Linked DNA regions of Mus musculus: all the other regions are linked to region 1. Evidence: chromatin loops called from intact Hi-C (ENCODE). Cell type or tissue: heart. All regions are shown on one strand. Each heading gives the region's core, and the rest is flanking DNA. Links, peaks and the distances in the headings are about the cores only. Region 1 overlaps Inpp5a (inositol polyphosphate-5-phosphatase A). Region 2 holds the start of Inpp5a (inositol polyphosphate-5-phosphatase A). Region 3 has its middle 7.6 kb from the start of Gm32486. Region 4 holds the start of Pwwp2b (PWWP domain containing 2B). Region 5 has its middle 4.6 kb from the start of Lrrc27. Region 6 overlaps Stk32c (serine/threonine kinase 32C). Region 7 holds the start of Gm32315 (a long non-coding RNA gene).

Region 1 (4,424 bases), core at 218-4,217:
CTTTTCTGGCATCAGTACTGACTCTGTCCCCATGAAGTGGCTCTTTCTTTGAATAAGTGCTTCAAACCTGTGCCTTCCTAATGTGGGGTCTTGGTTGGCAGCACACCTGAGGCCTCTCTACAACTTACCACCTTCCACCGGCTGTCCAGACTGACTCCAGGGCCAGCTGGTGAGCTGTCTTAGTGGGTTTGGTTCTGGGGACAATCTCAAAGAACTGTTTCCTTTTACACAGCCACATCATTCAGAGCAGGTCCAGACTTGCTATTGTGAGCATCAGTGGGCTGGGTTGGGTCTGCCCTTCATGCTTGCTTGCTGCGTGCATACTCTGCTTTTTGTTCTTTGTTTCTCATTCCTACTTTGTTTTGTGTTTTGTGTTCTGTTCTGACTTATGTTTTAGATGTTTGCCTTTTTACTGGCATTTTGAGTGGTTGCCCTAGTTTTGTGATACACAGTCATGTGTCAATTAACAGCAGGGACTCATTCTGAGAAGCATGTCATGAGATACTTTTGCTAGGCACGCATCCAGAGTATACTCATATACTTTGGTGGCCAGGGCAGGCATTCAGGGTAGCCCTTGGATGTAGTAAGGGGGTGTGATGATTAGAGATGGAGGAGGCTGCTGCTGCTGCACTGTAGGCAGACCATTTTAGAGAAGTCTTTTTTTAGGAAGGAGGAGTAGAACACTCTATCTCTGAAGATACAGCACACTGAATATGTAAACCAGGAACAGTCATCTGTGCAATAGTGGCTGTGTGCTGGCATTACCACAGACACCAACACCATGCCATCATGAGGTGGTAGGGTTTCCAGTTCCATTACTGGAGACCACTGTTCCATATATGGCTTGTCATTGGTGACAACATCAGATTGGGTACATGATGGAAGAGGTAAAAATGCTCCCCTATCTGTGTGGAAACCTTGAGGTTGTAAAGAGTTATATGTAGTGTATAGTTGTACCTGTGGGTGCTGAAGAACCTAACAGGCACTATCAGTGACTGAACCTGGGATCTGCACCTTGTTAGCCAAATTTGTTTTAGGAAGTGGGGCATAGCCTGTAGCTGGTTTTATGTTCTCCCTGAAAGCTCAGCTCTTACACACACACAAGTGGCTAGCAAGGCCTAAACAGATAGTCCCTACCTGGATCACCTAGATGTCTTAGAGCACTGTTGGGACAGACATGCTCCATTTCCTTATGAGAAGCTGGCTTGGCAGTACCCTCAGTGGATATAGTACTTTGTCCCCTTGAAATGTTTCTGAAGGTGTTTCTATGGTTTCCTTCCTTTGACGTTGCTTTTGCAGAGTCCAGTCCCAGGCTGGGCTTTTGCTGTTACTGTTTGTAGGGCTTTTGCTCCAGAGGCCTTGGAGATGTTTTCAAGTTTGTTTCGGGTGCTCTAGGGGCCTGTTTCTGGGCAAATTCAATCTTGTTTCCTGTGATGGTGGCCAGTGCTGCTCTGCTCTGTCCTGCTTCAGCTCTGTATCCTCCTCCCAGCCGGTTGGCTGTCACTCCCTCCTCCTGCTTCCTTCCTGCCTAACAGGACTTCTCACTTACACAGTGCTGAGGTTCCTTGCTTGCTCTTTCCTGGTGCCCATTGTGATTTGTTCTTCCTGCCATCACTCTATTCCGTGAGCACTGTGGTCCTCGTCTCCTGTTTGGCTCTTCATTTCTTCTTGTGGTGGTTCTGGCTCTGTGGTCACAGTGAGCTTAGCTTACTCTGCTGCATGGTTATCCTGTAGAGGCTTCTCTGTATGCAGGACTTTTAACCCTCAGCAGCATGCCAGGGACTCCTGGAACTTGCTGTTCCCAGCTGTGGTGGTAGCTTGCGAGATTCCTGGTGTGCTGGCGCCCTCTCCTGTCAGTTGCTGAGTCAGGTACCCTGGCTGGTTGTGGCTTATTTCCTGATGGCTTCTTCTTGAGCATCATGGTTCTTGACTTCTCAAACTCCTTTGTGGACATCTCCTCCCTTGTGCTTTACTCCCCTCCGACCCAGGTGGCTTCTCTATGTTTTATTTTCTTCTCAGGAAGCCTGCCACAGATGATTCTCTTGTGTGCCGACCTGCTCTAACTTGTAGACCCCCGAGATCTCCCTAGAGCCCATGCACGGATGGCCTGGAATCTGCCCCAGAATCTTGGGGACTCCATTTCCTGACCTAACTTTTTGTCTCTCCAGAAGCCCTGATCCAGGGTGTGTTAGCAGTGCCGCTATATCATCTTCAGTCACACTGAGGCTGAGATGTGGGTTGTTTTGCTTATGTATAAACACACATATCACGGTTTCTGTGTTTTGTGTGTGTGTGTGTGTGTGTGTTTAATATATATAATATATGTATATATGAAATTTGGGAAAATGTGTGGATTTAGTTACCTTAGAAGCTATGTATCTAAAACAGCAAGAAGCTATCTTTCTGCTTACCTAGACCTTTCCTCCATTCCACGAATCCTAGTGGCCCCTGCACACAACCGTCCCTGGTGCTGCTTGGGGCAGAGCAGGTCTGTGGAAGGGATTTTCCTGAATTTTCTTCTTCTTTGAAAATGTACTTATTTTGCCTTCTTTCCTGATGGATGTGGCCTGTATTCTTGTCACATGAGAATCTGTTCCCTGAATGACATCAGAGGAACTGGAGCATCTTCGCTGGGTCTGTGTTCCGTTACTTTGCTCTCGTGAACTTTTCCAGTCTTTGGGTCTCATAGGTCTGGTGATATTTGGTTTTCTCTGGCTTAGCTTGCCAGGAATCCATTGACTTTCTAGAGACTGTACATCTCAGCAAACTAAGACAGCATTTAGTTGTTGTTGTTGTTTAAAATTACTTTTTCTGCTCTGCTCTTCCCCTCCTCCTTCATATTCCAGTTACAACCCTATGTCATGTGATATGTTCATTAATCATCTATGCTTCCACCCAAGGGGAACTCACGCATCACATGGTGGGTAGGTGTCATACAACTAAAAAATTCCTCCAACCTAAGAAAGCTGTAGCCAAAGAAGCAAGAGAAGAGGTCCTATAGACGAGGGAGGGGGCCGGGGACATGCATCATGAAGGCTGAGCAAAAGTAGATTTCAGCTTACATAGAGCTTGAAAATACCAGAGCCCCTAGAAGGGCTTTCTTAACAATGGATGTGTGGTGTTGGCCTGCAGAAGAATCTGTTATGAAGGTAAGCATGCTGCTTGTTCTTAAAACAAACATGCTCCATAAAGAGAAAGAGCATGCTAGCAGCAAAGCACCCAGATATCAGTCTGTGAGGAGAACAGGCACACAAAACACTCCAGATATCAGTCTGTGAGGAGAACAGGCACACCTACAAAACACTCCAGATATCAGTCCATGGCGAGAATGGGTCAATGGAAGAGCGCCAGGATATAGTTCTGAATGAGATTCCTGTTTGAGTGCTAGTTAGACAGGTCCTAGGTGTGTGTTCCCATGAGAGAAGCGTGCCCTGTTACTAGAGTGGCTTAGCTGGCACCAGTGTGTGGAACCCACAAGGAATGGCTACCCAGAGCATGCTCCTGGTGCTGCTGCTGTGGCCCAGTGGGATCCCAGCCTTGTCCTCTGAGGTGACCACTCCTCGTATCCCAGTCACACAGACTGTTGGGATCTCAGGAGACAACAGTGCCCATTGCTTCCTTGACTATGGCAGATGTGTTGTGATCATCATTGTGAATTCCATATCCCCAAGTCCAACACAGATTGAGGCCCAGGTCAAATGTGCCCAGGTATGAATGAAGCAAAGGAGTCCTGCCAAGTGGCAGTGACCCACAGCCCTTCCTCACATCAGCTCATGGCTACTTCCTACCACCTGTTGGGGAAGCCTCATCTTTAATGTATAGAAGTAGCTTAGGCAGGACAAAAACTGGCCCCAAGACACACAGTGGTGTGATCATATCATGAGGTGATCCCCAAACCACTAGCCCAGTGTGGGCACCGACGTCAGTGGTGAGGAGTAAAATCCAGGGCAAGATGGAGTCACTGATGTGCAGGGACTTAGGCAAAGCTCTTGGTGATGTTGTTGGGTACAGTGTGCCACTCATTGGGTTCATGTTCCTAAAGAGGCAAATCAGTCCCAAGCCTGTGCCACACAGCCCACAGCTGGCAGATGGGAGGCTCGTGAAGGTCCAGTGAGGTTAGGAGGTGAGGTATGTCCTGGACAGCCTGGTCAGGTCAGGACTCGTCTGACAGTCCCAGCCCACCTTCTCAGCACTGCTCTGTTCCTTTAAAGTCTTCACTACTACTGTATGAGATACACACAAACATACTTTACTTTTAAAAAATTTAATGTAACTGACAACGTGAAGCACCCTTTGACCCCTGCCAGCTGGCCAGCTACCCTTCTAGAGTTGTCCTTGTCACCCTTGTGAGGCTTCAGATTCTCTGTTCAGGTTCAGGACCCTGCGACTTGCGAGGGTGTTTGGGTTTTGCTTTTCTGAGGCAG
Region 2 (4,424 bases), core at 320-4,319, 83 kb before region 1:
TCCTCCTTAATTCTCCGTGGCCCTGCTCCCTCCCACGGTCCGCCTACGTCAGACTCCCCGTACCGGCGAGGGCCTGGACCCAGGCTGAAGACCGGTTCCACATCGGGGGGGGGGGATGGGGGGCCAGGACAGAGGTTCCAAGGATCTCCAGGGCTCCCAACAAGAAGGCGGGCTGTAGTCGTCCAAACTCGCGGCTCCTTTAAGAAGCGCTTTGGTAACAGGGTCGTGACGTCATGGGAGTGGAGGGTGGAATATGCGCGTAACCGCGGCAGGGCGGGGCAAAGCCAGGGGAGGACTCAGGGGCCTGACTGACAGGAATGCCCCATATGCCCGCCTCTCCCCTCCTCCATCTGGTGTTGGCTCCGCCCCACCCTAGGCTTAGCTCCTGTGAGCAGGCCCGCCCCTGCACAAACCCCACCCCCAGCCTGACTCAGGCTCGAGAACCCGCCCTTCCAGTGGACCCGGAGCCAGGGAGCCTAAGACCCAAGTCTGTAGATTGTGTGCAGGCCCCGCCCCATAGGGAGGCCCCACCCCCGGCGCGACCGACAGCCCCGCCTTCTAGGGTCCCACCTCCTGTGGGGCGGGACTTGTCCCAGCCGGAGTCGGCGGCGGCGGCTGCGGGAACTTTCCCGGCGGGTCTAATGGCTGCGCGCGGGCCGCTGTGAGGCGCGGCGGCGAGCGGGCGCGGGGCCGCGGAGCAGCGAAGAGCCGCGACCGCGAGGCTGGAGCCCCGGCCAGGCCCGGTCCGACCCGCCAAGCCCGCGATGCGCCCCTGTGCTGTCCCCCGGCGCAGCTGACGCCCCGCGGCCCCGCGAGACCCCAGCCCTACCGGCCCCGCAGGAAGCGGCCGCCGCCACCCAGTCCAGAGCCCGCTCCGCCCGGGCACCATGGCGGGGAAGGCGGCCGCCCCCGGCACCGCGGTCCTGCTGGTCACGGCCAACGTGGGCTCGCTCTTCGACGACGTAAGTGCCGCGCCGTCGGCTAGGGAGGGGCGGTTACGGGCTAGGAGTCTCCCAGCCCGGGACCCTGACATCCCCATTTTCAGTTGGAGACCCTAAATTCCGGCCCCTACAGCGTCTTCTATAGCCGCGGACTCCGGGCCAGTTGTCTTTGGGACGTGTGACTCTGATGCCCCCTACCCACAGCTGGAGACTCCGACCAGGATTTTCCCAAGCCCCAGACAGACCCTGACCCCATAGCAGGGGGGTACCCTAGGCCAGGAAACTTCCAGCTACACACTCGGGACCTTAACACCGCTTTTCTGGTACCCGAGGCCAAACTCGAAGACTCAGTTTTTGAACCCCTGTCTTAACCCATACTACAGGAACCCAGACTCAGTCCAGATCCTTGAATCCTGATGCTGGTTCCTTGCTTTGCTCCCAAGACAGCAAATCCCTATCTTTTTCCTGCCTTGGAACTCCAGAGCCACAAGTACTGACCTGGAATTTTGACCCAGAATCCTGATACTTGGATGTCCTGGCTTCCAAACCCAAGCATACGCTGACCCCAGGTTTTCTGATTCACCCCCTGGCCCCCAGTCTCTGACTCTGATCCCCCAAGTCTGATTTCTGGTTCCAGAAACCCAGCTTTCAAAAATTTTGGTCCTGTTCCTCTCAACCCATACCACACTGACCCTGAACTCTGAGTCTCTACCCTAAAACCTCAGATCCTACACCTACTCTTGGCCCCAGAGTGAGGTCCCTGCCTCTAATTCTACACCCCATCTCCCATCCCCGAACCTTCCTCCCAATAGACCTCAGTCCCAAACCTTGAGCTCCATCATCTGAGTCCTGGTACCTATATCCCATCCCTTGGTCTTGTCTTCTGAGGGGCCTGAGGCGTGAGGCACCTCATTTTGCCATGTAACTTGCAATAGCACTAGTTCTCAAATGAGGTAGCTCTCTTCAAGCCTTGGGGGACTTTATATTCCTGTTTACTAAATGAGAAGGTGCTGAAAAGCTCTTCAAGGCCAAAAATGATGCCAAAGGCCTTTATCTTGTAGAACGGCTTCTCCAGTCCCACCCTGGAACCCTGGGCTTTCTTCTCCTCTGGGAGGCAGAAGGGAGCTGAGGCCTGGGGCACTGGGAGCTCCCTGGAGCAGGCTGGGGCTGACCTAGTTCAGCATTGCAGCCATGGTGCCACCCCGCTGTTGGTACTTAAACTGCCAACCCAAATAAAGCAGGATGCGGCTCCAAGTGGCATGCTTGTTGAAGAAGAAAGGGTAATGCCACAGATGAAACCTTGGAGCCACTGACTCCCCTTCCTCCCTCTCCACCCACCCCCTTACCTAGGTGAACAGTCGGGATGGTGCCAGGGCTTGGATACAGGCCTGATGTAGATTTCAGGCGAGGGTCCTGTTTCCTTCCTGGCAGAGAGCATGGGAGAAGAGTCTCACAGAGCTGGGTTCACAGTCAGCGTAAGCTTGGCTTTTATTAGTAAAAGGCAGGCGTTACTGCTATATTTTGTTATTTTCACTTACAGACATGCCAGTGTTTTAGTTCCCTGCTAGAGAGGCGCTGTCTGTCCGCTCAAGCAATGGACAACTTGCTGTAGTTTCACGTGTGATCGTTTTTCCACCAGGGCCTGTATATTTAGCACTCTATTCTAGGCCTTCCAGTAACATGTCACTGTAGCGTGGTTTTTGTTCGGATGATTCAGATCCGTTAGCTGTGGCTTCAAAGCCTCAGAAATGTCAGGAAAATTAGGCATGGTGGGGCACTTTCATCTCCAAGGGAAAATAATTTTGCTGTGAGAAACATTCTTTCTAGTAATTTTTGATTTCTGAGTTCTAGAGTTTTTGTTGTGTTTCAATTGGATACGTACATACTTCTTTCCGCTGATATTAAAGGGGGTGACTTAATTCACCCTCTTTATGTATAGAGCCCTTACATAGCTCTCACTGGCCAGGTACTTAGAGTGTGGACTAGGCAGATGGCTCTACCTGCATCTGCTGGGATTAAAGGTGGTATAACCACCATGGCCACCTTAACCCACTTTTTAGCAACATGGTATCTGAATTTTTACTTGTTTTCTTAAGGCTCTCTGAAGTTTTACACTATATTTATATCGCAAAAGAGTGTCTGTCTTAATGAATTGTACCTAAGTTAATTCCAAACCAGTCCCCAGGGACAGGCATGCCCTCAATGGAATGACCAAGAAGGGCACACTCATATTCTGTGGCCTGCTTCCTTGGTCAGGATCTGGGTGCTGTGGCAAGAAGCTGGGTAGAGAAAGTGGCCAATTCTCAAGTGAGGTAGATTTTAATTCCTCAGTGCTACTGGACTTAGCGAGTGCTTGTGCTGGACTGTGCGCCTTGGTGTGCCATGCACCCCTGGTGACAGATGGATCTCTCCAGCGGTGTAAAGAAGTTCTTGCTGTGGGAAACAAACACTACCCTGCCCAGGGCCTGAGCGGTTGCTTGGGGGAATCAGCTCCCAGGAGGAAAGTGTCCGATTTGAAACAGTCATGCTGGCTCCAAAGGCAGTTTTTCCTTTTATGCACAAGCAGTAGGTGGTTTGTTTCTGCATTTGTAGTTTCAGAAGTCTCCCCTCCTATGCTCCCATCTTCTTCCTAATCCAGAGGTGACCCCTCTTAAAACATCATGTACATTTTTTTTTTTAAATTGGGGGTTGAACCCTGGCCTTCCCTGCTTTGCTATAGGCCCTAGCCCATGTATGTAAATTTTAATCATAGCTTTGTCGTCAGTACCCTGGGATCTCCAGAACATGTTGTTCAGCCTGCTCTTGTCTCACCAGCCATTCTGGCTGGCATCCTTGCCTGGCAGGGTGGCCCACTGCAGTTACTGAGCTGTGCTGCTGAGGGCCTTTGGTGGCGTGGAGCCCTTTGACCTTGTTGTCTTGTCCAAAGGCATCACTGTAGGTAGACTTGTTTCATGTTCTTAACAACTGTGGAAGACCCCACAGAGTTGGCCTGTGTGTGTGTGTGTGTGTGTGTGTGTGTGTGTTGTACTATCAGTACTCATTGTTTTAAATGTCAAACTGAAAATGTTAAGCACAGAACATCATGGGACACTCTGCTTAATGGCAGAGGAATTGGTCGCTTATACCCAGCGCCAGGGCAGGGAAGCTCTACGGTCCCTTGAGTGAGACAGTTAAAGTCATTGCACAGTGTTAGGACAAAACACCCTTGGCTCAGTCAGTCTTTGGGAGAAGAGTCATCAGCCTCTGAGGACCTCTGTCCCAGCTGGTGACCCTTCAGAAGTGTCTTTCCAGGGAGCCAGGGGCACCTGATACGTTCTCATTTTCTAGTAGTGACTGCCACATTGCCTCTGGCTGACACCTAGTTTGATTGAACGTCACTAGGAGAGAGGGAATGGGTGACCCGGGCCATGCCTATGATTGTTCTGCCCATCTGGCTGGTGCTTTAACAGCTGTGTTTGTAGCTCTAGACTCCATACGTGTGGA
Region 3 (4,424 bases), core at 204-4,203, 170 kb before region 1:
TACTAAGACTCTCTTCCTAGTTGATTCTACATTGTATCACACACAGGAAAGCTACATTGTATCAAGTTGACAATTAACCATAACCATCACACACAGGAAAGCTGGACGTGGTACCCAGCGGTACCCAGCAAGGCCTTCTCATATTGAAAGCCTCGCTGGTAAGCCTGCTCTTACAACAGGCATCCCCTGGTAGGTCCCAGCTCCGGTTTCTCCCCCAGGCTGTGGCCTAGCGCAGCTGCTTGCTGCTGGCTGATGGACAGGGCTGGGGAGGAGGAGTCAGTGTTCTGTAGTCCCTGCAGACAAGGTTTTAGTGGTGGCCTTTTAGCATGGCTAGCCCTTGTCACTTCCCCCTTTATCTGTTCTGGACCTCTCCAGAGGACAACCCCAGGAATAGCTGGCTGAACAAGAGGACAACCCCAGGAATGGCTGGCTATTTCATAGGGTCTGAACAAGGACATTGCCTCCTTCAGGAATGGCTGGCTGAACAAGGACACTGCCCCCCTCAGGGCAGAGGGACCACCCAAACCCAGAAAGAGCCCAATAAGGCCTGTCATGGGTGAGAGAAGTCTGCAAGAATGAGCTATACAGAGGGCATGAATTAGCTACCAATACAAAGTTTCTAGCTTCAGCTGCAGGGAATGATGGAAGCTCACATAAGGACTTGTCCAGGCAAAGACTCAGGAAGTAGAGACTCCTTGACACGATGTAGCATGAGTACCTATCCAGCATAGGACAGATGCCTGGGTCAGTCTGTGATTTAGCTAGGCCAGAGGACACCAGTGATTGGCAGCTCAGAACATCATTGCTGATGAGCAAATGGGGATTGTAGCTCCTATTGTGTCCATGCCCCTGACTGCCTTTGGGTTGTGGGCACAGGCTGGCGATAAGTGGGGTGAGATCAGAAACACATGGCTGACTTACCATAGATGCCAAGATACTTCTCAGGGGGGAATGCCAAGGAGCCCCTGAAGTGTTTACCCTTCCAGGTAACCCACCTTAGTTACAAGGGCCCAAAGCCAGCAGATGGGGTGGTGATGGTGGGGTACCAAGAGGAGTATCTTGAGATGGCAGGTCTAAATGGCATCACTAGACCATGACAGCCACTCCAGTGGGTCACAGAGAATGCCCACAGCTCACAGTCATAATTTAGCCCTGTGATACAGCCCTGCCATCTCGGGGTGTTGCCATTCTCAGCTCTGCCAGCAGAGGGCACCCCACACTTGTGTGAGCAGTTCCAGAATACGTGGTGCTCTAAGGAAACTGCCCAGAGCCAGCAGAACACCGTGCAACTCCATCCAAAAAGCCCTTCTGGCAGCAAACCTGAAGAAACTCATGACTGGTACTCTGAAGTTTACAGTCAAATGTATGCATGACCTGGGATAACCTCAGAAACTTCCTCCCAGACATTTCTCACCAGAGGGCAGGTGCTTTTATATTCACGAAACTGTGAATGAGCTAAGTGTTGGGTTCCGACACTCTATCAGGCAGTCCTGGAATTGACAGGCTGTGTGTGCTCTCTACACCAGCTTGGTTTGGCTTAAGAGTGGTGCAGCTGGAAAGCTATGTCCCATTGTCCTTGGCCCCCTTGCTGGTGCCCACGTGACCACAAACAGAACTGTCTGATCTTGGATATACATAGTGACTGATGACACAGGCTGGCAATGTGCAGCCTGCTTAGTGCTTCTCTGCTCATGTCTGTCTGCCTGTCTGTCTGTCTGTCTGTCTATCTATTCCTTTTGGGGGTTTTGTTGTTCTGTTTCTATTTTTTTGAGACAGGATCTCTTTACATAGTTATCTATGTCTGTCAAGGAATTCTATTTGTAGACCGGCTAGCTTTGAACTCATAGAGATCCACGTATCTCTACTTTCCAAGTCCCAGTATTAAAAGTATGAGCCACCACACCCAGTCCCTCCCTCTTTAAAGACAAGGTCTCACTATATTGTTCCAGCTGGCCTGATACTTTAGAGACCTGCCTGCTTCTACCTCCAGAGTGCTGGGACTAAAGATAGACTTGGACCCTAAATATGTTGCGCGCGCGTGCACACACACACACACACACACACACACACACACGTCAGAGAATAACTTGTGGAAGTCCATTTTCTTCCATCATGTGGGCCCCAGCGATTTACCTCAGGCTGCCAGGCTTAGTAGCAAGAACCTCTACCCTCTGAGACATCTCAACAGCCTATGCCCCTCCTCTTGCATAGTGTCTCTAATAGTGAAAGTGACCAGTGGCCGGGTGGTGGCGGCACACACCCTTAATCCCAGCATTCAGGAGGCAGGGGCAGAGGCAGGGACAGAGGTAGAGGCAGGCAGACCTCTTGAGTTCAAGGTCAGCTATAGATCGACTTCCAGGTCAGCCAAGGCTATACATAGAGAAACTATATCTCAAACAAAACAAAACAAAATGAAGTGAGAGTGAATGGCCTCAGGGTCCTTCCAGGTGGCCTGAGAGCTCACTTGGAGAAGTGAGAGCTATATACTTTGGGATAGTGGCTTGTGTCTGCTTGCAGAGGCCTCCTGAGAGACGCAAGGCTAACTTTTGATGCAGATGCCTCTTGCCTCTGGCTGGCTGGACTGCAGATCTGAATGGGCTCTACCCTCCCTGGGGCCAGTAAGGGGCTCCCTGAGCTGCACTTGACCACAGCTGCAGCTCTGTTAGGTCTCCCACTTTGAACCTGGGAGGCCCACCTAAGAGTGCTAAGAGAAATAATGGCTCCTAGAGTCCTGGCCCCCAGCACTTGAGAGATTCTGCCTGGCCCTAGACATATGGGGTTCCATGTATCTCTCCTCCCACAGATCGGAAGTTGTTTCACTGCAAGTAAAATGGCATCAGGGTCTGGGTCCATACCCCAGGCTAATTTAGCTCTCAGCATCTTCTCTTTATCTTCTTTATTCTTCCTGTCCCACTGGCTAATGTTTCTCCATTTCTGGTCCCCATTTCTGATTGGCTCTCTTGTCTCCCTCCTTCCTCCCTGGTGGCAGCCGTGCCCTCTCCCCTCTCCAGGCTCAGTCTCCAGCAATTGTTTTGCTGCTTGTAAGAGTGCTGAATGATACCAGGTGGATGAATGGATAAGTGGGTGGGTGGGTGGATGGGTGGGTGGAGATAGATAGATAGAGATAGAATGGGTGATGGAAGAATGGGTGCATGGGTGGATGTATATATGGAATGCATGTATGAGTGAATGGATATGAACAAATGGTTGGGTAGATAGATAGATGGATGGGTGGATGTATGAGATGACTAGGTAGAGGGGTAGATGGATGGATGGATGGATGGAGCATCTCATACCAGGCTGGCTTCTGGACTCTTGAGGCAATGCGTGTGGGCAGACTAGACCTTTTGGCCTGAGGATCTCAAAACCTCTGAATCTCCTTCCTTCTTTTGCTGCAGGAAGTCTTGCATGACCCTGCCCAGGTACAGCTGTCTCACACATCTCAGCCTGCTGCCCTGCACTTCACAGCCTGGTTCTTGAGTGTATACATCTCGTGCCTTCTTTAGGATAAGTGAAATCGGGTTACTTAGCTCTTTCTAGAGGGATGGGGAGGCAGCCTCCAAAACCAGGACGGATGGCGGTGCTTCTCCGGGGAGAGCTGAGAATTAGGTTCATTAGGTTGTTTCTAAATTAGTCAGAACATGATTGAGCTCCACGGGCCTCAGGAGTCACGTTCCAGTGTGGAGACCTGGTAGGAGACCCAAAGATTCTCAGGAGGCTGGGCCGTGGGGATGTGCTCCCCAAAAAAGGAAATACTAGCAGAAAGGCTGTGGAACAAAAACAGAGCCAATGGAGCAGGATTAGGCTTCAGCCAGAGAAGGACCAACAAAGGAGAAAAGAAGACTCAGGAGAAGGCAGGGGTGGACACCTGTGCATGTGGGGAAGCCAGGAGCACACAGGAAAGTGGACACCTGTGTAGTCAGGGGAATAGGGACCTGTGCAGGTGGAGCGATGGGCACCTGTGCAGATGTATGTAGGCAGGGAACCTGGGCACTTGTGTAGACAGGAAGGTACTTTAGAATGTTAGCCTCCCAGCAAAACAACCACTATATTCATTGTGTGTTTCCTTGCTTACAAGAGACTGTCACAACCCCACTAGTTGATTGCTGATATTTCTTTATGGAAAGAGGGTGTGGGGAGGGTGAGAGGACTCTTACCTGAGACTCCATTCTTCTTCCAACCTAATAGCAGGGAGGTGGAGATCATATAGGCTGGAGAAGGCTACCTGAAAGGGCCTTTATCTCTGTGGCTATGGGAAGCCATCACTTATGCTGGGGTCTAATTTGGGGGGGGGTTTCTTTTCTCTTCTTCCTTTCTTTCTTTCTTTCTTCCTTTCTTTCTTTCTTTCTTTCGGTTTTTTGAGACAGGGTTTCTCTGTATAGCCCTGGCTGTCCTGGAACTCACTCTGTAGACCAGGCTGGCCT
Region 4 (4,424 bases), core at 218-4,217, 230 kb before region 1:
ATCATAAAATAGCTATGCTTTTCCGAGCTCTGTTGCCTCTACCTTCCTCTTCATATGACATTTTAAATCCCAAGTAGTTCCCAAAAATGTTAAAATACTAATGAACCATGGTTAAGGCTCACGTGTGTGTATGACCTTCAAATATAGCTTCACTATATCTGGATAGAAACTTAAAAATTTGGGCAGAATCTCACAAAGATACCCATAAAAATTTTACATTAAATCCTCAACTTCCACATAACTCTTGGGACCTAGGGTTTCACCTTTTCTGTTAACCTATCCAGTGCACATCAGGAGCCATCTTGTCCTTAGGTGCTGAAGGAAAGGTTCCTTAGCAGCCTCTGAGACATAACTTCAGACGTCACCAAATCCACCTTATTGTAAGGACGCCTGGGTGTGAGTCTCTTAAGTGGACCACATACATGCTTGGGTCTGTCTCATTCTTTTCCTGAGTGTCTTTCCCTCCCCACACCTCACTACTTAAACGTTAAAATCACCCCAATTCAGATCCATAGTAAAATGGATCTCTGAAGTCAGACTGCTTGAAGTGGCAGCATGGGGCTGTGTTTCCAGACCCTGCTCTATGGCTGCTGACAGGCAGCCCTACTCCACCCCCTATCCCCACCCCCACCAAGGTCACACAGAAGACTGCAGTCTTAAGCAGAGTCCCAGAGTCCATCCCCTTAGCCAGTGCTTTTCTGGCAGGTTCTCTTCCTAGACTTGAGATATTGCTTAGTGGGAGAATGCCACAATTATCCTGACTTCTAGGTACAGGATCTCATCAGAGCAGCCCTTGCAGGATGGCCAGAAGGGGGCCAGTCCAGCTTCCCAAAGCTCTATGATCTCTCGGGGTCCAGGATGTTTAGCTACGAAGACTACAAGAGGCCTTGCCATGGATTACATTCAGGGAAGAGTGACTTAGCCACAGCCCCCTGCCCTGGGCTACTTCAGTGGGTACTCTACAGTGCTTAGTGAACCCAGCTCCAGGGCCTAAACAGCACTGGCCTTATTCTGTGTCTCCACCCAAACCAGGCCTTTTGATTCTGTCTCAGAAGTTGTTGAGTGGGCTGCCCAGGCATCAGGGCTTGGTAAGTTCAGAAAGAGAAGAGGCAGGCCCATGTGTGCTGGCCTTCTTGCCTGCATAAGTGAGTATATGCATGCCTGTATATGCCTCTCTCTCTCTCTCTCTCTCTCTCTCTCTCTCTCTCTCTCTCTCTGTGTGTGTGTGTGTGTGTGTGTGTGTGTGTGTGTGTGTTGTCTGGCCAGGCAACCCAGGGGCAGCAGGCCCATGGCTGTGGGTAGCGCCCTTCACAGTCATGGGCTGGGAGGCCTGAGAGTCTCCCCACTGAAGCTATGGAGTGAGTCAGTGAACCTCAGAAGCACGCTGCCCTGACAGGGCCTGCAAGGGAATAAGTCATCTGTAAACTGGAGGCAGGCACAGAGCTAGTGACAAGAGGGAACCAGACAGCTGTGGAAGGCGAATCCTGAAGCCTGGTCCAGGCTCCGAAGGGAAAGCAGCTTGCAGCTGGCCACCTTCCCTGTCCAGGTGGGTGGGGCTGGGACAAGGCCCTGAAATTCGGCTTGTGTTTAAATTGTAAATCCATCTCCTTTCTGGCTGTTAAACTATTCTACCAAACAGAGAACAGGCTTTTTAAAATGGCTTCCAAATACACTAAAAAACACAGCACAAACCTGGCAGGCAGGCATGATAAACAGCACAGGTGGCCTCCGGCTCCTCTCTACTCTCTTATCAACAGCCCAGGAGATTCCCGCCACAAGCTGAACCCTAGGTTCCTGGGCCTCTCGGACTTCCAGACCTCCTAGCCACTGTCCCTTACCACAGCCAAACTACCCTTCTTGCTGACATCTGGGAGTTAATAGAAGCAAGCTCCTTATCCACACAATAAGCTAGCAGTTTTCACGGTGTCCCTCTGTCCATGCCCCACATCGGAAGAGGTCTTCTATATTGCCTCTACAACCAGGAGTCCCTGAACAAGGGCACCTGCTTGCTCAAGTGCCTTTTTCGGACTACCCCACAGTTGCTCAGACTATAGATGTCCCCAGCTTGGAAGCTACTGAACTGGCTGGGGGGAGGGGGATGTCCTGCTGTAGGCTGTACTGAGCAGGCATCCCCAGTACTCAGGCACAGATGCTTAGTATCTGGGTTGAGCGAGTGGGCAGCCTCCCACCAGCCCTCCACCTGGAACTGAGCTGGGAATGGTTCCTGTAGCCAGCGTTTTTTTTTTTTTTTTTCCTCCAAAATCTGCAGCACCCAGCTCTGGAGAGAAGGAGTGAGGAAAACAGACGTTTGTGGGAGGGGGACTGCCCCTCAGCTGGACTCCGCCCAGACTTTCTCATCTGCTCTAGTGTAGCCTTAAGGCAAGGTAAAGTGGCGCCAGGGCGGCCTCGGCTGTCCTTGGCGGCGTCAGTGGTAGCAGCCCTGAAGCAAGTCCCAGCAGGGCAAGAACTCCACTCCCCAGCTGAAAAGGACATGGGCCTGGTAGATCCGTGGTCAGTACCTCTCTGCCCTTTTGGTGCCTCCAATGCAGGGTCATGGCGATGCAAGTCAGCCTTAGGGGCCCGATTCACAGACGCCATTGGTCATTGCAACGTGACAGACCCTTGGAGGCAGTCAGTTATGGATTCCGAATCCGGATTCAGAGTGCAAGTGCTTGCGGAAACCGGAGGAGGTCTAGGGTGGCGGTCAGCCGTCCGCCGGGCGCCGCCACCTCCCACTCATGGCCAGGCTGCCCTCGCGGGCCCGGTTGCACACGCCCGGGGAGCCTGGCTCTTGCTCATGGGAGGTGGCTCTTCATACTGTACACTAAGCGAGGAGTGCTGCAGCGAGTAGTCCCAGGAGACGCAAGAGCTCTGGATAGAATAATCCTGCCAACACTAGTGCTGGCCAGCCCCGCGCCCTGCGAGGTTCTCAAACAGACCGGAGCACTATAGTCTCCTAGGAGGCGCCGAGCACACCTGGGTAGCCCAGTGCCAGGTAGCCCTGTAGTGAGGGTGACACTAGGCCTCTTGTAAGGGCCCCATTGGTGTCCCTCGGCACCCGGAGTCTCCTCTGCCAGGCCTGATTCGCTTCAAATACACGTGTCCACAGACTTTTTCAAGTACCAAGTGGACACAGGAGTCGTGCGTAGAAGACGCTGCCGGGGTCCTCTAGCACAAACTGGTAGACAGGGGACCCCCAGACTACATGGGGGAAGGGCCCCAGGCTGCGCCGGGCTCAGGGAGTGGCCCCGGGACAGGATCAGGAAGGAGGTGGGGCCCGGGGTGGAACCCAGAGAAGCAGAGTGGGGGAAGGGCCTGGACCCGGGGAGTGTCCCCGCTACCCCTCGGTTCCTGGCAAGGCCTCCTAGGGGGCATTCCAAGCCTGCGTGGCGTCAAGATTAACGAACCCTTCTCCCCGCCCGGTGGGGCCCCCGCAATGCGTTGCAAGCCCAGCTTTGAGAGCCGGCTGTGGGCGCACGCTGCGGGCGGACCGCCCCACGCCCTCCGGCTCCTGGGAGCGCAGCCCGCGGCCGCGCGCCCCAGCCTAGCTCCGCGGTGGCGGCCGGCACACAGAGCTTTGTGACGTCAGGCGGCGTCACGCGGGGCTGACCCGGCGGCGGCGGCGGCGGCGGCGGTGGCGGGCGGGGGCGGCCTCCGGAGGCGGCGGGAGCATGGAGCCGCGGGCCGGCTGCCGGTTGCCGGTGCGGGTGGAACAGGTCGTCAACGGCGCGCTGGTGGTCACCGTGAGCTGTGGCGAGCGCAGCTTCGCCGGAATCCTGCTGGATTGCACGAAAAAGTGAGCGGGGCAGGGTCGCGGGCCCGGGACTCCTCGGAATCTCCCGGGACACTCCTCCACCGATTCAAGGTTCCAATGCAGGCTCCGAGAGGAGCAGCAAAGCCCGGCGTCCGCTTTCAGTTTCTGCTGGGCCGGGGTTTCGAGGCGCGCCAGCTGGCCGCCGGTCTGGGTGCGAAAGTGGCTCTCTCCCAAAGTCGCGGTGACTTTCGGGGCAGGAGAGCGTGCGGCCCCGCAGAGGGGCTGCGGTGCCGGCCGGGACGCACGGGAAGCCTTGCCTGAAACTCCGCACATCTGCCATAATTAACGCACTTTTCTTTGTTCAGACGCACTGTTGAATTCGACTGTTTGTAGAATCGTGATTCGTTTAAGGGGGTCAGTTAAGCTATGGCCTCACCTGTCACAAGAGGGGGGAAGCCCAAGGCTTATAGGAGTGGCTGGTGGAGACCAGCTGCGAGACTGCGGGGTGTAGAAACACTGCTGTGGGCGAGGCGCCTTGCGGGGGAGTGGAAGATACAAGTTCCAGGGCCAGTGCCTCTACTGGAGGGGCGCATTGGGCTTGGCTCCTGAGACCACCTGTATACCCTTTGCAGGGGCTTCTGCAGCGCAGAACAGCCACCTGAACCCAGAA
Region 5 (4,424 bases), core at 259-4,258, 270 kb before region 1:
AGCAAGGGGAAAAGACCAAGTAACATATAAATGCAGATTTATTAGAATAACACCTGACTCTAGTGAAGACTAAAAAACCAGAAGGGCCAGGACAGATGTTCTATAGATGTGTGTGTGTGTGTGTGTGTGTGTGTGTGTGTGTGTGTGTGCGTGCGTGCATTTGGTGTTGTTTGCTTCTTCTACCTTGATAGGCAACCTCCTATAAGTTGCAGACATTTTCTTCTACAATTTTGTTGAAAATACTTTCTTTTGACCTGGGTTTCTTTCCCTCCCCCACCTCCCCATTCCTATTATTTATAGATTTTTTTATAATGTCCCAGATTTCGATGTTTTGCGCCTAGATTTTTTTCTTTAGAATTAACATTTTCTTTGACAGAGGTAGCCATCTCTTCTACTTTGTCTTCAATGCCTTCAATGTCTCTCTTCCAAGACTTAAATTTGGTAAGTGAAGTTTACCTCTGTGACTTTTGATCGACTTCCTAAATTTTTCTTTTCCAGTTCCATTTTATTTTGGATTTTTGCTGGTGTTTTTCAGTCTATTTCTTTTTTGACTTCTGTGTTAATGTTGTGAATTGTTGTCATTATTTCATTCTATTGTTCGTGTTTTCTCAGACTTCATTACAGGATTTCTCTATGCCCTCTGTAAGGCCTTGGACATATTAATCGCTGTTCTGAAGTCTTGTCCTTGTGCTTCAGCTGCATTACATCTTCCTAGCCTACTGAAGCGGGGTTACTATGTTCTAGTGGGAGCATATGATCTTGGCTGTTAATGTTTGTGTGTCTGTAGAGGGACCTGGGAAGAAAGTCACCTGAAAACAGACTGTGACAGGCTCTGTGTGAGACAGGCAAGATCATAATGGTGGAAAAGAAAGACAGTGAGAATTGCCAACCTGAGTCCTAGCCTGGTGTGACTACTGGAAAGCCAACCTGAGTCCTAGCCTGGTGTGACTACTGGAAAGCCAACTTGAGTCCTAGCCTGGTGTGACCACTGAAAAGCCAGGTAGAAAGCATTGGCCACAGGAGGAGGAAAGCTGGGTCCACACTGAGGCTCAGTCAAGTCCCAAAGAACAGAGATCTGGTGAGTGGAGAGGCACCTGGAAGCCTCTTTTGTTGTTGTTTTGTTTTCTTAAGATAGGGTCTCATGTATGCCAGGCTGGTATTCTGAACTTTGGGTCCTCTACTTCCAGGTTACAGGCATGGGCCACAACATCCAGTTTGTGCAGCCCTGGGGATGGAACCCGGGGCTTTGTGTATGCTGAGAAAGCACTCTTCCCAGGGAACCATGGCTCTGGGTCCATCATAGTCTGTGTGTTCACTTTCAACACAGCAGGTTTTATGGTCGAAGCTGGTCTAACAAATACTGAGTTCTGAACATGAGTCACAAAAGCACTTCCTAAAAGTGGACAAGCTGACACTGGAAGGAGGTGACATGGCTCTTCGTCCCCTTTACATATGTTGTACCCCATAAACCAACAGCTCCCCCGGGTGTGTTTGATTCTGAAGCATGCAGCATGTGCATCCTTTTTCAAAGACAGTTGCAGCTTCTTTGAAGACCAGTGTAACAAGCTGAAGGAGCAGAAGTGGTCAGAAATGAAAAGAAATAGAGAGATTCAAAATTCAAGTTCTTAGATAGCCATGGAAACCAGAAATAAAACACTAGTCTCCAAATAACTGGAAAGTCTCTCATTGGTCCAGACGCTTTTACCAAATGTGGTTTTACACACTTTTACACGCTTTTACAACCAAGGTTACTCCTGATCCATGATCCTCCATAACAGGTGGAAGCCGGCTTTCTAATCATTTGAAGCAATATTCAGAAACAAGAATTCTGTTCATCTGTATACCACAGGAAACTGTATCTGACATTATGCACAGGCCCTACTTTGGGTGGCATCCACAGACCACCTTTGTTGGGGGCCTCTGACTGGTACCAACTGTTATAACCACCTCTCTGAAGATAGTTACTGCCCCCTTCCGCCCTTCCCCTTCATAATTTCTATTATCACCAGTCACAGTGATTTTCTTCTCGGCCACCAGGGGGCAGTGTGCTCTCTTTGGCCTAAGTGAAAATGGTTGCAGGATAACCGCTCAATCTGAAATGGCCTGTGCCTTCAGGAGCCAGAACAAGCAGTTGCAGTTGTCTCAGGACATCTATGGGTTGTTGAAAATAGTTGTGATGGTCTAAGGGTTTGGCTGCCAATCCTTTGGCTCGAGGCCACAAGGACAGCAAAGGAGAGTCCAACAGATGTTAATTGGAGATCCAAATCATTCCCACCTCCCATGGTCTTTACTGACTAGTGGGAAGGAGGGTTTACTGTAAGACCTTAGAGAGCTTAGCATGAGCACTAACCATGACTTTAAGTGTTTTGACAGTATTTAGCATCTGCCTAAATACCTAGGAAGATGGATTTTTCCTCCTCTATCTGCCTCTGATACTGTCATCAGCCTCCCACACCCATTTCCTGCCTCTCCCTGGACTGGGCTGACTTAGTCAGCTCTCGTTGCCAAGTTAGTCCTACGGTCTGGTTAACACACCAGATTTATTCCCGACTTTGGTGGTGACTGGGAGAAAAGATGCAGGCATGGTGGGACCAGTTCCTTTGGGGGTCTCTCTCCCTGGCCTGTAGATGACATTTCCCTGTGTCCTCACACACTCCATAGTCCTGTGGCAGTGCCTGAGCTCTTCTTACAAGGACACTAGTCACACCGGATCAGGGCCCACTTAGAAATCCACATCTCACTGCGGTGACCTCTCTAGCGGCCTTGTTTCCGCAGAGTGACATGATGAAGAACTGGGGTCAAGACTCCAATGAGTGAACACAGATTCTGCCCTTGATGGATCTACAGCCAGGGACTTTTCCAGCCAATAAAGACTTTCCTAATTGCTCAGCCCTCATTAGGAAGATCATCTCCCTGGTACCTTCCTGGAACCCTCAAGTCTGCCAAAAGCATTTCTTGTTTATTGAGCCACCCCTAAATGCTGGCACTTCTTGGGGGCCAGTGTGCAAACCCTGATGAACCTCACACGGACCGGTCCATTCCCATTCTCTTGTATGTTTCCTTTCTCTGATCTCACTGAATCCAGCTTCACCCTCTCTTATCCCTCCTTCTCCCTTTATGAGTCCCAGATGTAATAACATTTTGAGAGTTTTCTTTAAAACAGAGAGAGAGAGAGAGAGAGAGAGAGAGAGAGAGAGAGAGAGAGAGAGAGAGAGAGATAGTATACGGCTATCCATTAAAGTAAGAATTTTGTTATAATCCCAGGGGTGGGATATGGAACTACCTCAGATTGTCCACAGCAGCTATGATTTGCCTCATGCTTGATTTGCCTCAGGGGCATGATTTTGTCAGCTGCAGATAGTTTCTGTGATTGTGTGACATATGGAATCCTGGGGACTTTTCAGAAGGTATATAAATGCTAGGACCCCAAAAGGCAGGGTTGGTGGTGGTTGTTAGTTGTGGTTTGTTAAGTAGTCATACACAAAGGAGAGGGGAGGGGAGAAGGGAGAGGGAGAGAGGGGGGGAGAAGAAAAGGAAGAAGAAATTAGATATCCTGTTGGCAAAGATCAAACTTGCCCCAAGGAACTTGACACCCTTTATCAGCAGGAAGTATTCTAACATAACGATGTCCCCTTTCTCCTCTATTCTTTTTTTTTTTTCCCCTCTCATACCTAGTGTTACAGGTTGAAAGGGTAGAAGAAGAAAGAATCCAGAAAGTAGCAAAAGACAGCTATGCCCAGAGACCTAGAGTCCAGGATAAACTCAACCTGCTCTTGCCCCATTTGTAGTTATTACAGACTAAGTTTGTTCTGAGCCCTCACTAGGCTGGCCTTACTTATTTGTGACAATATGAGCTCATGTCCAATCGTAGCCCCATTCTGTACACCCCTGGCATGTCCTGCCATCCCTCTTCCCAGCCTGGGATGCCGGGATGCTCCTCCATCTTCTTTTGCTTCAGCATTATCATTCACTCTTTCTGTCCCTTAATGTTGCTTAGCTTTAGCCATTGCAAGGGTGTGTCGCACAGAGGTCCCTCCCCACTGCTGCTGGCAGCCATTTCTCAGTCAGTCAGAGGTATGAGATGCTCCGTTGACTCATGAAATTCACTAATCCATGTGTCCCCTTGTCTTCCGCAGGTCTTTGATTAATCAAGTGACTTCTGCAGACCTGCTGGCCCAGCAGAGGCACATCTCCTGCAGCTGCTCTAAAAAGAACCTAGAGCCATAAGATGTGACCATTGCCGGGCGTGGTGGCGCACACCTTTAATCCCAGCACTCGGGAGGCAGAGGCAGGCGGATTTCTGAGTTCGAGGCCAGCCTGGTCTACAGAGTGAGTTCCAGGACAGCCAGAGCTACACAGAGAAACCCTGTCTCAAAAAAACCAACAACAACAAAAGAGGATGTGATCATTGTGCACAGAACTCT
Region 6 (4,424 bases), core at 241-4,240, 350 kb before region 1:
GTAGTGGCTATTCCTGGTTGTCAACTTGACAATATTTGGAATGAACTACAATCCGGAATTGGAAGGCTCACCAGTGACCCTTATCTGAAGGCTTGGAGATCCTTATCTGGATCTTGGTTTGAAGATCTTGAGCCATAGTGGCTATGGATTCCAGAAGATTGAATCTCCGAGTTAAGGAACACACCTTTAATCTGGGCTAGGCCTTTCATCTGGGATTAAAGGTGTGGTGGAACACACCTTTAATCTGGGCTACACCTTTTGCTGGAGACAATATAAGGACATTGGAAGAAGGGAGTCTAGCTCTTGCTCTTGCTCCTTCGCCTGCTTGCTGCGTGAGACTGAGTAACTGCTAGATCCTTGGACTTCCATTCACAGCTTCGACTGAACCATTGTTGGGAATTGGGCTGCCGACTGTAAGTCATCAATAAATTCCTTTACTATTTAGAAATTATCCATAAGTTCTGTGACTCTAGAGAACCCTGACTAATACAACCCTCTTTAGGACAACACAGATCTGGGAAGTTATACTCCAGAGTGCCAGGCTCAGACAGGCCCAAAGGTAGGCAAACACTGACCACTGATCACCACTACTCGACACATAACAGTTGCTCTCCTGCACGTCGCATCTGTACCCTGGTATTAGGAACTAAACGGTGACTCCTCACCCTCAAATATGTTGAGAACTTAAACCCTAAGACTAGTGAGTGTGACTTTACATGGGATACTCTGACAGCTAGCCCCACAGTCAGAGGCAGGGAATGGTTTCCTTCTTGGAGCCTTAGGAGAGCAGAGCTTTGTCACTTTGATTTTGGATATGGTACACCTGAGCACCAATGTAACAGGACACAAGTCACCAGAGCACTAATGTCCCTGGGCATAGCATCCGGGGCTTTTCACCCTGAGTGCCTGCTCTTGCCCACACCTGGCTCTCCAGGTAATTACTGGCCAGGAGCAAATAGCTGTGGGCAGCTGTGCAGACAGGCTGCGGGTGGGAGTTATGACAAGGGAATCGGGAAAGGTAGAGGGAAGGTCATAGGCCTCCTTGGGACTTTAGGAAGACTCTTGCTTGATTGTAGAATGCATACTTTGCCCAGAGGCCATGCAGAGCGCTGTGATGGGACCTTGCATGCCACAGACAGATGTGGGGAGGACCTGAACCCTGAGGCCCGCACTCACCGACTGGGAACTGTCTCTGCTGCTGTCCCGAGACTTATTCTTGGCCAGCCGCTTTTTCTTCTTGTGCAGAGGCCTCGACTCAAGGATCATCTCCTCCAGCTCAAAGGTGGGATCACAGTGCAGGCGGCCTTTCTGTGGAGAGACAGGGTACTGAGCCCAGCCTGCGGGTTCTCCACCACCACCCCAACAGCCTGGAGCCACCTGTCTGGGCACTCGGGGCTTACATTGGGCACAAAGCCTGGCTCCACCTTCTTTTCACTCAGGTCGTCCCACAGCACGTGGGCCAGCGATGGGGCTGTCTGCATGTCTTGGAGACTGGAGAACCGGTGCTCAGGGTTCACGGTGAGGAGCTGCAAGGAGGGCCCCTCTCAGATAAAGCCCCAAAGAAGAATGGCCACCTGTCTCAGGTTGGGGCGACCCTTGAAGGTGTCCATAGAACAAGGCTCGGAACCTCAGGATCGAAAGTGGCTTGTGAGAAAAGGTGGCATCAAAGGATATGGCCCTAGGGACTCTTTGATCCCAGTGCCCCATATCCAAGGACAACAGAGGAGCTGCAGGGACGTCCTGCCAAGATTTGCCAGCAGGTGGCAGTGATGGCCTGGCTAACACTCTCATACTAGCATGCAGGCCCAACTAATTACTGCAAAGCTTCCAAGTAACACCTCCAGACTCCAGAAACATTCATACCCGCACTGCATCAGGACATCAGATCACCAGGGCCAGGTGCCTCCTGGTCAGGTCTCGTATATAATAGCCCTTTCTTCACACCTGTCCTGGCTATAGCTTCTGCTCTCTGGATCTACCCCTTCCAATACTTCAATCAACATTATTTAGAGAACAGCTCTTCTTGTGATTAAACAGCCCCTAGCCCAGTCCCTGGATATATAGTGTCTCTGTGTCCCTGATGGCCTGGATCCTTCCATCCCTGTGTCCTTAATGTCTGGGATCCTCCATCCTCCTACCAGCAGCTATAGACAGAGCTTAGCTGTAAGGTACAGGGTGGGAGGTGGGCTGGATTGTTGTTGTTTGTTTGTTTTTTGTTTTTTCGAGACAGGGTTTCTCTGTATAGCCCTGGCTGTCCTGGAACTCACTTTGTAGACCAGGTTGGCCTCGAACTCAGAAATCTGCCTGCCTCTGCCTCCCAAGTGGTGGGATTACAGGCATGCACCACCACACCCGGCTTTGGGTTGGTTTTTAATTTGTTCCCTAGAAGTGTTGTGCACCTTTTGTAGTGTGGTCAGGGGTAAAGGAGACTAGAACATAGCTTGAGCTACGTGTCATCCTGGTACCCTCTTCCTGCACTACACGTGTGATGCAGAAGGCTTGATGCCGTCTTTGCCTGGGTCTGAGCGTCATGAGAGGTGGGTGATAGCCACGTCCTGTCACATTAGTTCCTGATGGGGATTACAGACTGGAGTGTGCTAATATTTAGCTTACCAGGAGGGCCCAACACAGAGAGCCTGCTGCTAGAACAAGAAACCTACATGTTGGTAGCAGATTCCTTCTCTCTGAGGCACACAGGGTCTCAGAGTAGTTGCCAGAAAAGATTATGGCTGGGCTAGTGAAGGAGTCTGAGCCCATGGAAAGATGGGGTGTCTCCCTGAGCTCAGAAGGGATGGGTACTCTGGGAGAAGGGAAGGGGAGGGAGCTCACCTTTCGCAGCAGGGCTACCATCTCCTTGGACCAGGTGGGCACGTACTGGACACTCACAGTGCTGAACAGCTGAACCAGCGACTCCACAGCATTGCTCGAGTGGATATCGTAGGGTCTCTGTGGGCAGGGAAGCACTACACCAGTGCCTTCCCCAGCATGGCACCCAGACAAAAGTACAAACACCCTAGGAACCCAGCTTCAGGCCCAGGTGAAGGCCAGGCTCTGAGAACAGCAGCCACCTGATCCAGAGGCCAGGGGGTAGAGCTTGCGCCCCGACTGAACTGGGTATCAGAGGCCAGAAGCTCATCTGTCAAGGGTATGCCCCCTCTACCACCACCAAGGGTGGTTCTGAGGCCTGGGTGGTTCAGTCCAAAAGGACAGGAGGTGCTGGTTTTTTTTTCCAGGTTTGGGGCTCCATGGAATGGTAGAGGATACCGTATGAGACCTACGCAGATCACTGCCTCTGCCCCTAGAGAAAAGCAAGTCCCTCCCAAGAACCTGCTGCATACAACATCCCATCCACCACCAGCCACCCAAGGAGACTTGCTAACTCAGGCATCTGTCTTAATATGCTTAAAAGCCCGAGTCCTCTGAGGTTATGGGGGGAGGGGTATCATCCTCCATCCATGGCTCTCAGCCAGTCCGGGGCAAGGAAGTGGCTAGCTTAGGGTTACAAGGCTCCGTACCCATCCTCGTAGCAGCTCGTAAGCCATCACCCCCACCGACCACCAGTCCACCTCGAAGGAGTAGCCAGTCCCGCCATTGACGAAAGAGTGGAAGATCTCTGGAGCTTTCCAACGAAGAGAAGAAAGAGCTGAGCTGTGGGGCTAGAGGGTCTGATGACCCCGTATCACACCGCCAGCCAGGTCTGCACCAGATCTAAAAGAGAACCCTACCCGCCACAGTTCTGCACTGTGCCACCTGCAGGGAGGAGCCCCCTTCTGGACCAGCCCACAGCAGATAAAACACTGCATTGCCATTTGGTTGCACCCCAAGGTCCTTTGCTCTAAGACTTTATCTGACTATGGAGTAAGGACTAGGCAGGGGCATGGCTCTGCATAGTCAGGTGTCATCTGACGCCTTTGGCTTACCCATGTACGGTTTGGTCCCAGCTAAAGCTGTCGCCCTCTCCCCATCCTTTATGATGGTGGCAATGTTGAAGTCAGTAAGGTGTGCATGTCCTGTGAAGAAAGGGCAGACATGGCTTTCCAGGTCCTGGGCCGGGTACCCATGCTCCTCTCTGTGTCCCAGAGCTCCAGGGACTCACCTTGTTCATCCAGGAGGATGTTGTCAGGCTTGACATCTCTAGGAGGACAGAAGGTAACAAGAAAATGAGCTTAGACCCACACTATTCATGCCCTGACGTCTCTGACAGATGCTCCCATCAGAGGCAGAGGCTTGGAAGGCTTGGCTTTTAGAGTGAATCCTAACATAGAACCTAGTGTCATAGAGGGCATACCGCACACTATTCAGAGGGCACCAGGGCCTCCTAGAAGACAGCTACAAGGGAGCCACCAGCAATCCATGGAGTCTTGGCCAGAGGACATGTAGGTGCAGAAGGCACCTACAGCTGGAAGCCTCTGGGGACTGTAGAA
Region 7 (4,424 bases), core at 287-4,286, 240 kb before region 1:
TGAGGTTTCAAAAGCTTTACCATTCCCAGTGAGCGCTCGCTCTCTCTCTCTCTCTCTCTCTCTCTCTCTCTCTCTCTCTCTCACTCTCTCTGTTTCATGGTCATCTTAGTGTGTAATCTGCCAGCTACTGTCCCAGTGCCATGCCTGTCTGCCTGCTGCCAAGCTCCTTACCATGGTGGCCATGGTCTAACCCGCTGAAACCATAAGGAAGCAAGTTTAGTATTGGGTAGTAAACACTTCTTTTTATAAGTTGCCTTGGTCATGGTATCTCTCCCCAGCAAAAGAAAACTAAGACACCAGCCTTGATCCCTTTCGGGATAGCATGTTTATCCATTGCAGTCATGCTGGGATGGCTGGGAGTCATGCTCTCCTGCGTGGCTGACTGGGGCCTCCAGACTCCAGTTCTTAACTGATCTCCCCCAGAACCCGTCAGCAGCAAACCTGTAGTGAGGCCTTGCTGACCATCTGCCATGCCCCTTTGTCACTGACTTCTAGTGCACGTTGCCTGAAGCAGAGACCTTTGTCACTGATGCCTGGTGTGGCTAGTCTACAATAGGGCTTGGGCAGCGGATGGCTGAGTAGGACAGGCTGCTCATCCAACTCAAACAATGGTTTGTTATCTTAAGGAACAAGGAAAAGAAACAAACAAACCTTGGAAGTGTTTGCTACTGTAGAACGTCACAGGAGAGTGACAGAAAGCACGGGGCAGGGATTTCAAATTCTGATGCAGGTAGGGTCCCTTGGTGGTGTGGGTCCCCTGCTCATGGCCAGTAGAGACAAAGGTCTGCCATCTCCTGGGATGAAAGGTCAAGAGATTTGGACTTCTCCAACTCAAACAGGACCTGTCACCTCGTGTCATGTACACTTCTTACCCAGGAAGCCTTTCTCAAGAGTTGTTCCTTAAAGCCATCCTGGATCCTGCAACGGGATCTTTATAAATGATGTCGTGAGGACCACAGGGGCTTTCAGGGAAAGCATGCTGTAAGCTAGCCTTGGTCCCTCTGCACATCCTGAAGGCTGCTCTGTTCTGGTCCACCATGGTACTGCCTTCTGCACTGGGTGGGATGTCAGAGAGGAATGTGTGTTCCTTATTCCTTTAACACTGCATTGTACTATGCCAAGTGTTCACTTTAGTGTCCATCATTCTTTCTATATTCCCCAGATTTTTCATGGGTGATAAAAAAAATGAAAAATATTTTTATCAGCCAGGCAGTGGTGGTACACTGATTTAATCCCAGCACTGGGGAGGCCAGCTTGGTCTACAGAGTTGAGTTTCAGGACACCCAGGGATTTATTTCTTTCTTAGAAAGAAAGAAAGGAAGAAAGAAAGAAAGAAAGAAAGAAAGAGAGAGAGAGAGAAAGAAAGACAGACAGACAGACAGACAGACAGACAGACAGAGAGGGGGGCTGGAAAGATTACTTAGGTGTTACAACAAACACTTGCTGCTCTTGCAACCTGGCTTCAGTTCCAAGTACTCAGAAGGTAGCTTACAACCATCTCTACTTCCAAGGGATCCACTGACATCTTCCTGCCCCCTTGGGATCCAGGCACACACACACACACATGCAGGCAAAGAACTCAGTACACATAAAACAAAACCAAAAATCTCTTCTTTTTAAAAAAAAAAATTCTTTAAAGAAACCAAAGATTAAGGGAGAAATAGGGAGAGGATGTGACAGGCAGTTCCCAAGAGAAACCTCAAATGGCTGGAGGAGTGAGCCCATGGTGTGTGGGCTACTTCACCGGTCCAGCTGAGAGCCCTGCACTGTGAGCAGTCTGTGAGTACAGCCCCCAGCAGCCTCCTGGAAGATCATCCCAATAACAGGACAAGCAGATGGAGGACATCTCTCAGGTGATGAGGGCTTTCCTAACACCCTCAAAGCCCTGGGGAGAACCCCAGCACCACAGAAACTGGGGGTTGTCTTGTGATGTAACCCCAACACTTGGAAGGCAGAGACAGGAGAATCAGCTAAGGATGGAGTTTGAGGCCACATGAGGCCTTTTCTCAAAACAAACAAACAAACAAACAAGGTAGTATCTTTGGCGACTCCGTCAGGTTCATTCTTCAGAGATGAAAGCAGTCTAATAGGCACAGTGAGCAAAGACACTTGGTGGCGAATTTTGTCATCTCCAGAAACAAACACACAGTGGGCACTCAACAGTAGAAGGTGTGTCCCTGTGCCAGCCTAGGGGGAGTTCACAGCCGGTACGGGCTCCTGCAGTTGGGCAGGAGGTCACTAGAGGGTGCTAGGGTGCTGAGCACGGCTGGAGGCTGCTGGGCGGAGCTGATGCTCCAGCCTTGAGCACTGAGTGCCAAGCCTGAGTACTCACCATGTGTGAGAAAATGCCTTTCTTTGCAGCTTGGCTCCAGGCTGAGCCCACTTGCCTTTCTCATGCTTCTTGTGACCCGTGAGTGTGTAGGTCGTAGCCTGTGCAGGCACAGCCTGGTAAAAGACTTCTGAGGCTGGACACTGGTAAGACTCCAGGTCTACCACCCTATTCAGAAAAAGCTTATATTTCTCTTCTCCATGTTGTTCTGAAGCCTGGCCTGTAACCTTTGAGCCCGCCCCCACCCCCGTCCCCGTCCCCCCCTCCCCCGCCCCCCGGGCCTCCATGGTGTTTGTGTGTTTGAAGCTTTCTTGTAAAGCTGGTGAGAACCTTCCCCAGTCACCGACTCCCGGGCCTAAAAGGTTGCCCAATTTTCAAGCACTTACATTTTTGTTGTTGTTCATAGAGAATAAGGTGTTTGGATGAGTTTTTCTTGCCTATATTTTTCTGTAATAGTAAATGTGTGTAGATGAGCCCCACCCCCAACACGTGCCTTTAATTTTTAAAGCAAGTAATGTCTGACTTTAATGGGGGGGGGGGGGGAATATCACCTGGACTTGCCATCACGCATTTCTTTCTGCGGGAATTTCTTTGGAAGACTTTTGATCTCCTGTGGTGAAGCAGCTGCCACAGTCTGCAAGCATGCGGAATTCTGTTTTGCCCCAGCCCTCTGCATTTCCGGGGTGGGGGATGGCTGTAAAAGAAGGGTGTGGTGGCTCCTGTCCCCTCTCTGTATCTTCCTGGGATCCAGGCCTTTCAGAGTGTCAGGCATGCTGGGTTTGAACTACGAGTGCTGGCAGATAAGATTCCAGCCCTGGAAATCTGCTGCTCGGAAGGGAAGATGCAGGGATCTGATAGGAGGCAGGGTCTGGCTGAGTTCAAAGTCCACCTTTGAAGGGAGATAGTGCATAGCAGGGGCCCTGGCAGGAAGCTCACTCCCTTTCCCTCTTCCACTCAGTCTCACTCTACCAAGTCAGCCGTGGAATCTCACACCCTGCCTCCCCATGCACGTACCCTGCACATTGCAGGCAGACGCACACATACTTAAGGTCCGGAATCCGAGGGTGAGTTAGTTCCCCACCTCATCCCCTGGAGGCAGCAGGGCGAGCAGCACTGGTCACGTGGCCCTCGTCGCCCTTACTAGCATGTCCTATCCAGGCACATCTGCTTGCCTGGAGCTGCCGAAACAGCTTCGGGTGCCATCTAATGGCTCTGCAGGAAAACTGACCATTACAGCAGAAGACCTGGGAGGAAGATAGAAATGTCTCTAGTCTTTAACCACTAAGATGTTAGAAGTTATTTCTCTGCCGATGAAATGAGCCAATTCAAGCCAGACTGGATGATATTAACTGCAGGTTTATTGGGAAGCTGCCCTCTGGCCCCAAGGACCAAGGCCAGGGAAATCACCGTGGGGAAAGAGGGGAAAGGAGAGAGAAAGAGAGAAAGGACACATGCTCAGAGAGATAGAGGAGAGAGAGAGAGAGAGAGAGAGAGAGAGAGAGAGAAAGAAATCCCAGAGTTGGGGGCAGGGTATGCCAGGTAGGGACTGAGGGATGCAGGGAAAACCTGGAGGCCATGTCTGCTTTGATGTGTAAAATATGCACCTTAGTCTCTTGTCCCAGGGTCCAAAACCAAACAAGAAGTTCCCTTGCCTCCAATGTTGAGTAAACAGAACTGCTCAGGTCCTGAAGGAGCCAGGATTAGGGCTGAGCCTTGCTTGGCTCTTGAGACTGAGCAGAGCAAAGAAGGTACGGGCACTGGGTAGGCATAAGTGAGAAGCTGGAAACAGTCAGATCTCTTGGGTCATAGTCAGAGGAGAATTTGGAGACTAGCCTGGATTGGATCTGTCTGTGACTTGGGAGTAGAGAGGCCCTGGAGAAAGGCCACAGCAGTCAGGAGACAAGGTGACCCAGGCTGTAGGGCAGAAAGCAGGGTTGCTGCCAGTCCAGTGTCTCCACGGACTACAGTGGGTAAGCAAGGCCAAATAGGGTACGGGTGGCCATAAAGCTTGAGTGCCATCAGGCTGTCTAGAAATAAGAGGTGTGCCTAGGGGGCGCTGTAAGGAGTGGGCTGTTTTCATGACTCCAAGTAACCC

Evidence for each region. Peaks named below come from ENCODE experiments on the same cell type or tissue, not always from the same donor. Only the 100,000 strongest peaks of a DNase experiment are listed, where the experiment ranks them.
Region 2: it touches region 1 in a loop (5-fold over the local background); 20 of 42 quality-filtered maps call a loop at or near these places.
Region 3: a loop joins it to region 1, with 11 times the contacts of the local background. A loop is called at or near these places in 41 of 42 quality-filtered maps.
Region 4: it touches region 1 in a loop (2.6-fold over the local background); 23 of 42 quality-filtered maps call a loop at or near these places.
Region 5: it touches region 1 in a loop (5-fold over the local background); 9 of 42 quality-filtered maps call a loop at or near these places.
Region 6: it touches region 1 in a loop (2.0-fold over the local background); 9 of 42 quality-filtered maps call a loop at or near these places.
Region 7: it touches region 1 in a loop (6-fold over the local background); 32 of 42 quality-filtered maps call a loop at or near these places.

The regions. Positions count from the first base shown.
Region 1 is chr7:139,471,547-139,475,970 of GRCm38, forward strand. The region is part of intron 2 of Inpp5a (inositol polyphosphate-5-phosphatase A); the gene reads left to right. Among named protein-coding and RNA genes, the nearest start is that of Gm46004, 85 kb to the left of the region's middle. In heart, for the core only: a CTCF peak has its summit at 1,853 (motif pointing left); a DNase peak (open chromatin) is centred at 1,815; H3K27ac peaks cover 1,929 bases.
Region 2 is chr7:139,388,503-139,392,926 of GRCm38, forward strand. It overlaps Inpp5a (inositol polyphosphate-5-phosphatase A), which reads left to right and starts at 607. Exons shown (of 16, transcript NM_001127363.1): 1 at 607-962. The coding sequence starts at 888. Gm46004 (a long non-coding RNA gene) reads right to left here and starts at 645. Exons shown (of 2, transcript XR_001778314.2): 1 at 64-645. In heart, for the core only: CTCF peaks have their summits at 1,124 and 2,055; DNase peaks (open chromatin) are centred at 2,109, 3,389 and 3,779; H3K4me3 peaks cover 3,417 bases; H3K27ac peaks cover 2,854 bases.
Region 3 is chr7:139,302,271-139,306,694 of GRCm38, forward strand. No RefSeq gene overlaps it. Among named protein-coding and RNA genes, the nearest start is that of Gm32486, 7.6 kb to the left of the region's middle. In heart, for the core only: a CTCF peak has its summit at 2,246; DNase peaks (open chromatin) are centred at 1,201, 1,501 and 2,251; H3K27ac peaks cover 2,904 bases.
Region 4 is chr7:139,244,848-139,249,271 of GRCm38, forward strand. Pwwp2b (PWWP domain containing 2B) reads left to right here and starts at 3,635. Exons shown (of 3, transcript NM_001098636.1): 1 at 3,635-3,796. The coding sequence starts at 3,672. In heart, for the core only: a CTCF peak has its summit at 2,686; DNase peaks (open chromatin) are centred at 2,704, 3,304 and 3,534; H3K4me3 peaks cover 2,173 bases; H3K27ac peaks cover 3,783 bases.
Region 5 is chr7:139,206,184-139,210,607 of GRCm38, forward strand. It overlaps a transcript of Stk32c not described here. Among named protein-coding and RNA genes, the nearest start is that of Lrrc27, 4.6 kb to the right of the region's middle. In heart, for the core only: a CTCF peak has its summit at 2,036 (motif pointing right); DNase peaks (open chromatin) are centred at 2,058 and 2,498; H3K27me3 peaks cover 299 bases.
Region 6 is chr7:139,117,841-139,122,264 of GRCm38, forward strand. It overlaps Stk32c (serine/threonine kinase 32C), which reads right to left. Exons shown (of 12, transcript NM_021302.3): 5 at 4,097-4,134; 6 at 3,921-4,010; 7 at 3,516-3,619; 8 at 2,830-2,946; 9 at 1,401-1,526; 10 at 1,177-1,308. Among named protein-coding and RNA genes, the nearest start is that of Dpysl4, 34 kb to the left of the region's middle. In heart, for the core only: a CTCF peak has its summit at 1,748 (motif pointing right); a DNase peak (open chromatin) is centred at 1,761; H3K27me3 peaks cover 2,004 bases.
Region 7 is chr7:139,231,617-139,236,040 of GRCm38, forward strand. The region is part of intron 8 of Lrrc27 (leucine rich repeat containing 27); the gene reads left to right. Gm32315 (a long non-coding RNA gene) reads right to left here and starts at 3,474. Exons shown (of 3, transcript XR_389962.4): 1 at 2,881-3,474; 2 at 2,716-2,776; 3 at 1,373-2,497. In heart, for the core only: a CTCF peak has its summit at 3,507 (motif pointing left); DNase peaks (open chromatin) are centred at 2,275, 3,435 and 4,235; H3K4me3 peaks cover 774 bases; H3K27ac peaks cover 2,198 bases.